Regions from separate parts of the Mus musculus genome. Here region 1 is linked to region 2. A link is a contact called in ENCODE POLR2A ChIA-PET data. All regions are on one chromosome and are shown on one strand. The core of a region is the stretch at or near the end of the contact, and the rest is flanking DNA. Distances in the headings are between cores, read along the strand shown. Region 1 holds the start of Tomm20 (translocase of outer mitochondrial membrane 20). Region 2 holds the start of Irf2bp2 (interferon regulatory factor 2 binding protein 2).

Region 1 (3,717 bases), core at 735-3,234, 350 kb before region 2:
GCTCCTAGGTCCAACTCCTCTAGTCTCCCCAGACTTTGTGCACTTTTTCACTAACATAACCTACACACACATATATACAAGTAAAAAATAAAAGTGTGGGGCTGGAGAGATGGCTCAGTGGTTAAGAGCACTGACTGTTCTTCTAGAGGTCCTGAGTTCAATTCCCAGCAACCACATGGTGGCTCACAACCATCTGTCCGATGCACTCTTCTGCTGTGTGTCTGAAGTCAGCTACCGTGTACTCACATTAAATAAATATTAAAAAATAAATAAAAGTGTGTAGCTTTTACAGCAGAGAAAGCTCTATTTCCTGTATCCAAGACTGGATAATTTATGGTTGGTTTTCCTTACAGTATTTAGAACCTTTTCAGTTAAATTTCAGCAATTTTACCTGATCACTCTGGAGCATTTTTGCATAAACTATATAAAGATGTAACATTAGATTGTGCGTGCATATATAATCTATGTACAACTTACAGCTCCTGTGAGTGAGCAGGTTATATACATGCATAGATGTAACTTTATTTAATATGTGTATGATGTGAATGTGGAGGCCAGAAGAAAACTCTGGAGTTTTCTCCTTCCAAAGCATGGACTCACTCAGCCATCTCACTGGCCCTAGATACTTTGGAATTCGGTACTGTGTAACTGTTGAAATTCCTCCTTTAGAATGTGTGTGCTACTATGATTGTGTAAATCATTAAAAAATGTATTTTGTAGGAAATTTTCTAAAGATGCTTAGTGTAATTTCTTGGTACGTTCTATCTGATAAAATACTTAATAGCCACAAGACTATGTATATAAGTGGTCAAGAGTGGATAGAAGTTGGCTTTGTTATAAAAGTGCTGGCTAAGTACTGATTAGTCATGAGTATGAAACATTTTTTTCTTGTAAACTTTTTTTCTCCCTTAACATAGCTTCAAAAAATCCTTAAAGGGGCTAGAGAGATGGCTCAGCAGTTAAGAGCACTGGCTATTCTTCCAGAGGTGCTGAGTTCAATTCCCAGCGACCACACGGTGGCTCACGACCATCTGTAATGCTATCTAATGCTCTTTTCTGGTACGAAGGTGTACATGCAGGTAGAGCACTCATATGCATAAATGAAAAAAAAAAGCATTCTTACAATGAGAGGTGCAGGAAAGGCTTGCATCGGCTACCTCTTATCACTGTACCCAATTCTCAGAGACTGCAGCATAGCTTGTCACTGTCCCAGGTTTCGATGTTTCCTCAGTGAAGGGAGCAGTTGCTGTACCAGACTGCCTTTCCTTCAAAAGCCAGCCACAAGTGTGGTGGGTGGGTTCGAGCATTAGTAACGAGCTGGTTGGGAATCTTGATGGGGGTTGTGGAGGAGGGAGAGAACGACAAGACTGCAGTTTAATGACGGCACAAATCAGGGCCACCCATAGACTTTTTTTTTTTTTTTTTTTGCCCTTCTGCATTCCTTACAGGTTAAATTTTTTTGAACGAATTAACCCATTTTTCTTCTCCGCACCAGGGCTACATCATAAAATTATTTTGCAGTCAATCATTGTGTCTAATCTCAGTCACAACGCAATTTACAAAGCAAATACTGCCAGATCAGGCGGCTCAGGTCTTCCTTTAAAACCACAGCTCAGAGGATGAGGCAAAAGGATTGCAGGTTCGAGGCCAGGGCAGACTACACAGCAAGTTCCAGACCCTACTATGCTACAAGGGGAGAGCCCGTCTCAAAAACCTAAAAAGCAAACGCATGCACTTCAAGTCACAGGCTTCCTGAAGGACACAGTGAGATGAGATGCTGTTCTCAGCCGGCTCCCACCTTCGTCTTTCATTAGCAAGGACAGTGGATTAGAGGCTTCTGACTCAGCACGCCACAAACACGTGCTGCCCCTGACCCCCTGGTCACGGGATGACGCACAAATCCTTCTGCAGTGCACGCCCCGCCCCCAGCTTGGCGTCTCAGCCGCGCAGACTGGGTCCATCTGCGCGTGCGCACCAGGCGTTCCCGCGCAGGCACCGCCGCGGACAGCCCGCCGCGGACCTTCCCCCGGGGTCCTCGCGCGCCGGAAGTCCTCGCGCTCGGCCTTTTCCGTCTGGACTGGAGGCAGGCGGCTGCGAGCGGCCGGCGTGCTCCGATCGGTCGGAGCTAACCGCTGCCAGGCGGGCTGCCGCGGCCCGGCGTACGCCCCAGTCGAGCGAAGATGGTGGGCCGGAACAGCGCCATCGCCGCGGGCGTGTGCGGTGCCCTCTTCATCGGGTACTGCATCTACTTCGACCGCAAAAGGCGGAGTGACCCCAACTTCAAGAACAGGCTTCGAGAACGTGAGTGGGCCCCGCGCGCCCCCGAGTGCTCCCCGGCGTCGCGCTCTTGCGGCCAGGGTCCCGCCTGTGCCCGCGGGCCTCCATCTTGGAGGCGACCTGGCTCCATCTTGCTGGCGGTGGAATGCATGCTGATTCGGGGGAGGGGTAGCACTTTTTTGCCTTTCCCCAGCTCTGTAATTCTGGGGGATGGGGGGTGGGAGACAGGTCTTTAGCTCAGGTTAAGGTGGTTATCCTCCAGTTTCAAGGTCTCACCACGCCCAGCTCCATTCCCCCCCACTCAACTTGTGTTGAAGACAGGGTCCTCCTGTGTAGCTCAGGCTGTAACCCGCGCTAGCCTCGACCTCGTGGCAGCCAGCACCACCACCACCTCCCCAGCCCCCCGCTTCAACCTAGTGCTGTGATAACAGGCACGAGCCTTTCTCTATAACAGTCACCGTTGAAAACAATCATTCTTTATGTGTGTTTACGACAGGGGACTGCTGCAGTTGGTAGGTCGGCTTCGAACTCTTGGTGCCTCTCATTGCTAGCTTTTCAGACGGGTGCCTACCCCGAAGGCGGTGGTGCTCTATTCAGCAAACCCGTCGACGGTGCTGCCCCAGCACTAGCACAGTGGGGTGTCGTCCTTGCATTCTTAAACCCTCTTGGCAGCTTTGCTCTGGTGCTTCCAAGATATGAGTGAATGCTAGACAAAGTGCGGGGGAGTCCAAAGGGCTGCGCTCCTCACGTGGCTCAGTCTTATTTCATACCTGCGACATCTTCAAAGAGTTTTACCGGAGGGAAATCTTGGCACGCCTTGGGAAGTCATGGACATGTGATCCACCCATGAATTTACAGAGACTCTTTATTTTTCAATATATAGTCTGAAAGCACATTTGTTGGAATAATCTGGCCTTTTTTGTTTCGCTTTCTTGGGGGCTGCAGTCAGTCAGTTACTCCATTCTCTCGAATTTCTAAATGAGTTTTTTAATTTTTCGTAGTTATATATGGTCGGAGACTAATGAATTAGACGTACATCCTTTAATACTCATTATAGGACTTCCAGGACTTTTTGAGCCCGTAGGCCCCAAGTAGCCTCATCGTTTTCTTCACGTGGGGAGATAAGGAGAGTGTGTTTTTGTCCGATGGCTAGGTAGAGTAATGCGAAGAATGCATCTTGGATTTATAGACTGCGTTTTGGGGACCAGATTGCGTACTGACCAGCAGCATTCACTAAAAATCTCCTTAACTGTAAAGTACGGTGGTACAAGCTGCCTCTTGTTGGTTAGGTGGGATAAGTACTTGACCTACGGAAGGCTCCATAAATGCGGACTGTTAAGTGTGACTTTTGGGTCCACAAGTCTACTCAGTGTCTTGGGGCTGTGGGTCTACACATTGGGAGACAGCTAAGCAGGCTGATTGATTCCTTTGGAAAGCCTT
Region 2 (3,533 bases), core at 245-2,744:
AGCTGGGGAGGCCCTTGACACAGATGTACCTTCTCTGGAAAGCCCCGAGAGAGACGTTCAAGGTTAGCCTGTGGACGCCCTTGGCATCTGGCGCTAAGCTTTCTGTGCCACCTCCAACAGGTTTATTCTTGTGCTCTAAACAGCTCTCTGGGCTGCTTCTCTGTGGGGCGTGTTTCCTCTTGTGGCTATTCTTTGAAGCAACCTGGCATTTTTCAATAGCAGCCACCGGAGAAAAAAAGGTCAGCAGATTTTTCCCCCCTCCCTTTCCACCTTCCAATCCAGTTGTAGGAAAGCTAATGTACTTAGTACCCTGCTCTTCCCACACTTAACCAGCCCATTCCAATCTTGGGGAGAGAGGTGGACCTGCGTTGTTCACCACAAAAGCAAAAGCGGCTCTTACTCAGAGTAGTAGGTCTCAAATCAGAGCCTGACTGACCGACCACTGACAGCACACACCAGTCCCTGCTCCCTACCAAAGTGTACAATTCGGTGTTCCGTCCACTCTGGGCAGCCCTCACTGCCCAGCGTGGAAGGGAACAACGAAGCGATGCTGCCAGGCGCGTCTGTGCCCACTGGGCTAAGCCGGATGGTACAACAGACAGCCAAGTCCACCCGCCAGCGCACGCCCTAGGCGCAAAGGGGACAGCGCGCGCCCAGAGTTGGCCACTCGAAGTTCGGCCCCGCGGAGGCGGTGGGGCAGGGCCTACTAGCCAGAGACCGGGGGCGGGTCCTGAGCCGTGACGCGGTGCGCTGCAGAGCCCAGATCCCTGGAATGTGCACTAGCTCGGCGCGGCCCCAGGGCCCGCGGCGCTGGGCACGTCTTATGTGGAGTTTGCGCAGTGGCAGCGTCCCTTGCCCACGTCACGCGCTCGCTGCACAGACCTACATAAGACGCTGGGCGGCGGCGCCTGAGGAGCCTCGGGCCTGTGCGTCCTCCTTTCAGTGCACGCGCAAAAGAGGCCGGGCCTGCCTGAGCACTAAGTTTTTGTAAAACTTAAAGGGGCAGCGGCAGTGTGTAGTTGCTTCCTCGACCAAAACAGGGCAGAGTGTTGATAGCGTGCGCGCGCCCAGCTGAAGCCAAGTGAGACGCTAACAAGGAAAAGTCCAAAGTGCGCCTCGCTATGCTCCAAATTCCATGCTCAGGAGGCTGCCAGTAACCAAGTGATAAAGTGGCATTGCATGTAAAATAAAACAGTTTGCACGATTTAATCGAAAGAACAGGGCCATGGGTTGGAGCATCCTGGCTGGGTAGGCGGGGTGACACGGGACTCTTGGGGACGCGAGCTGCACACCTGCGGCGCTAGGGCCGCGTGAACTGGTCTGCGCCTCAGTCCCGGCGCGCACGCGATCGAGAAACGGAAGAATCCAGGGTGGCGCGCGAGAGAGCGCAGAGGGAGGGAGGGAGGGAAGGAGGGCGGGCGCACGGGGCCGCGCGCGCCAGGGAGGGAGGGGGCCGCGCAGGCGCCGTGCAGAGCTGTCGAAGAATCAAGTCTGTAGAAGTGGAGCGGCCGCGGCGGTAGCAGCAGCAACAGCGGCGGCGCAGGAGCTGAGGCGCAGTGGGTGCTGTGCAGCGGCCGCGCCGGGGCCCGGGACCGAGCTGCACGCCGCCGCGCGCGGCATGCCCCGCCGCTCGGGCTGAGCTGCCCCGGCGGCTGCCCCGCGTCCCCCGTACCTCGCGCGGCTCTGCGCCCCGGGCGCCAGCGCGACCTGCTGCGCTCGCGGCCCGTCTTTGCCCCGGTCTGGAGGCCCCAGCCCGCGGCCCCGGCCGAGCCGCCGCCCCCGCGCGCGCCGCGCCGCCCCGCCGCCCGTGGGGACCTGCAGGCGCGCCCCGCCGCGCGCCCGCCGCCCCTCGTGCCCCGGGGGCGCCGCGCGGGCGCCGCGCCGGCCCGGGCTCTGCCGCCGCCGCCTCCTCGCCTGCGGCCGCCGCCGCCGCTAGTCGCGCAGACGCGGGCTTGGGCCGGCCGGCGCGCGCGCGCGGGATCCACGGGGGGCGGCGGCGTCCCCTCACCCGGCTCCTCCTGCGGCGCGGCGGGCTGTGCGGACATGGCCGCGGCGGTGGCGGTGGCGGCCGCCTCTCGGCGCCAGTCGTGCTATCTGTGTGACCTGCCCCGCATGCCCTGGGCCATGATCTGGGACTTCACGGAGCCCGTGTGCCGCGGCTGCGTCAACTACGAGGGAGCCGACCGCGTGGAGTTCGTCATCGAGACGGCCCGCCAGCTGAAGCGTGCTCACGGCTGCTTCCCGGAGGGCCGCTCCCCGACCGGTGCACAGCCCGCAGCCGCCAAGCCACCGCCACTGTCGGCCAAGGACCTACTGCTGCAGCCGCCGCCGCAGCTGGGCCACGCGGGCGCCGAGGCCGCGCGCGCTCAGGCTATGGAGCGCTACCCGCTGGCGCCGGATCGTGCCCCGCGCCTGGCCTCCGACTTCAGCACGCGTGCGGGTGCAGGCCTCCCACAGTCGGCCGCGCAGCAGTCCGCGCCGGCGAACGGCATCCTGGTGCCCAACGGGTTCTCCAAACTGGAGGAGCCGCCGGAGCTGAATCGCCAGAGCCCGAACCCTCGGCGTGCACACGCCGTTCCGCCCACTCTGGTGCCTCTGGTCAACGGTTCTGCCGCGCTGGGGTTGAGCGGCCGTGCTGCGGCCACACTGGCCGCGGTGAGCGGAACACCGGGCCTGGGAGCTCAGCCCGCCGAGTTGGGCACCCACAAACGCCCGGCGTCTGTGTCGAGCGCGGCGGCGGAGCACGAGGCGCGCGAGCCGAGCAAGGAGAAGGCGCAGCCCGCGCACCGGAGTCCGGCCGACAGCTTATCCAGCGCGGCCGGGGCCAGCGAGCTGAGCGCCGAGGGTGCAGGCAAAGGCCGCGCGCCCGGGGAGCAGGACTGGGCCAGCAGGCCTAAGACGGTGCGGGACACGCTCCTGGCGCTGCACCAGCACGGCCACTCGGGGCCCTTCGAGAGCAAGTTCAAGAAGGAGCCGGCTCTGACTGCAGCAGGCAGGTTGTTGGGTTTCGAGGCCAACGGGGCCAACGGGTCTAAAGCAGGTAGGGGCGACTGCGGGGCGAGGGGAGAAGGGATGGAGGGCGTGGGGTTAGAGGCAGCGTTTGAGCGCCCGCCCACCCGTGTGTGTGTGTGTGTGTGTGTGTGTGTGCGCGCGCGCGCGTGCGTGTGTGCGCGTGGGTGGGTGGGTGGGTGGGTGGGTGGTAGGGATCCATTCTTCCATGCACAGTTTTGCCTTAATCCAGAAACAACAAACAGCCAACTTCCTGGTCGGCCCGGGGCTGAACCAGAGCTTAGTGGCAACGTGGTCCCTCTGCTGAACCAGCACAACAGGGATGAGTCAGAACGGGTTGATAGGCAGCGACACGGGGTTTTCCTTTCCCAGCACATTCTTGGATGGAAGCGTGAGGGCAGCAGTCACCCTTTAACCTGTCTGCTAAATGCAGTCACATGAGCTGGTCTGGGGTTGGAGCCTTTCAGGCAGGATCCCATGACTTGGCTTACCTTGGAGGTGGTGTGCAGGCTCAGAGCCCTTTA

Evidence for each region. ChIA-PET counts read pairs that join two places held with the same protein, here RNA polymerase II (POLR2A).
Region 1: POLR2A ChIA-PET joins it to region 2 with 15 read pairs in embryonic stem cell. The contact joins the promoter of Tomm20 here to the promoter of Irf2bp2 in region 2. POLR2A ChIA-PET finds 5 or more read pairs at or near these places in 3 of 5 experiments (Patski and embryonic stem cell).

Annotation. Positions count from the first base shown.
Region 1 is chr8:126,944,188-126,947,904 of GRCm38, reverse strand. Tomm20 (translocase of outer mitochondrial membrane 20) reads left to right here and starts at 1,984. Exons shown (of 5, transcript NM_024214.2): 1 at 1,984-2,301. The coding sequence starts at 2,181. LOC115486982 (a long non-coding RNA gene) reads left to right here and starts at 2,308. Exons shown (of 2, transcript XR_003947623.1): 1 at 2,308-3,717. LOC115487043 (a small nucleolar RNA gene) reads left to right here and starts at 2,925; the gene lies at 2,925-3,058. It overlaps Rbm34 (RNA binding motif protein 34), which reads left to right. Exons shown (of 11, transcript NM_172762.3): 11 at 1-733.
Region 2 is chr8:126,591,947-126,595,479 of GRCm38, reverse strand. It overlaps Irf2bp2 (interferon regulatory factor 2 binding protein 2), which reads left to right and starts at 1,494. Exons shown (of 2, transcript NM_001164598.2): 1 at 1,494-3,040. The coding sequence starts at 2,044. It overlaps Gm31546 (a long non-coding RNA gene), which reads left to right. Exons shown (of 2, transcript XR_388210.1): 2 at 1-1,215.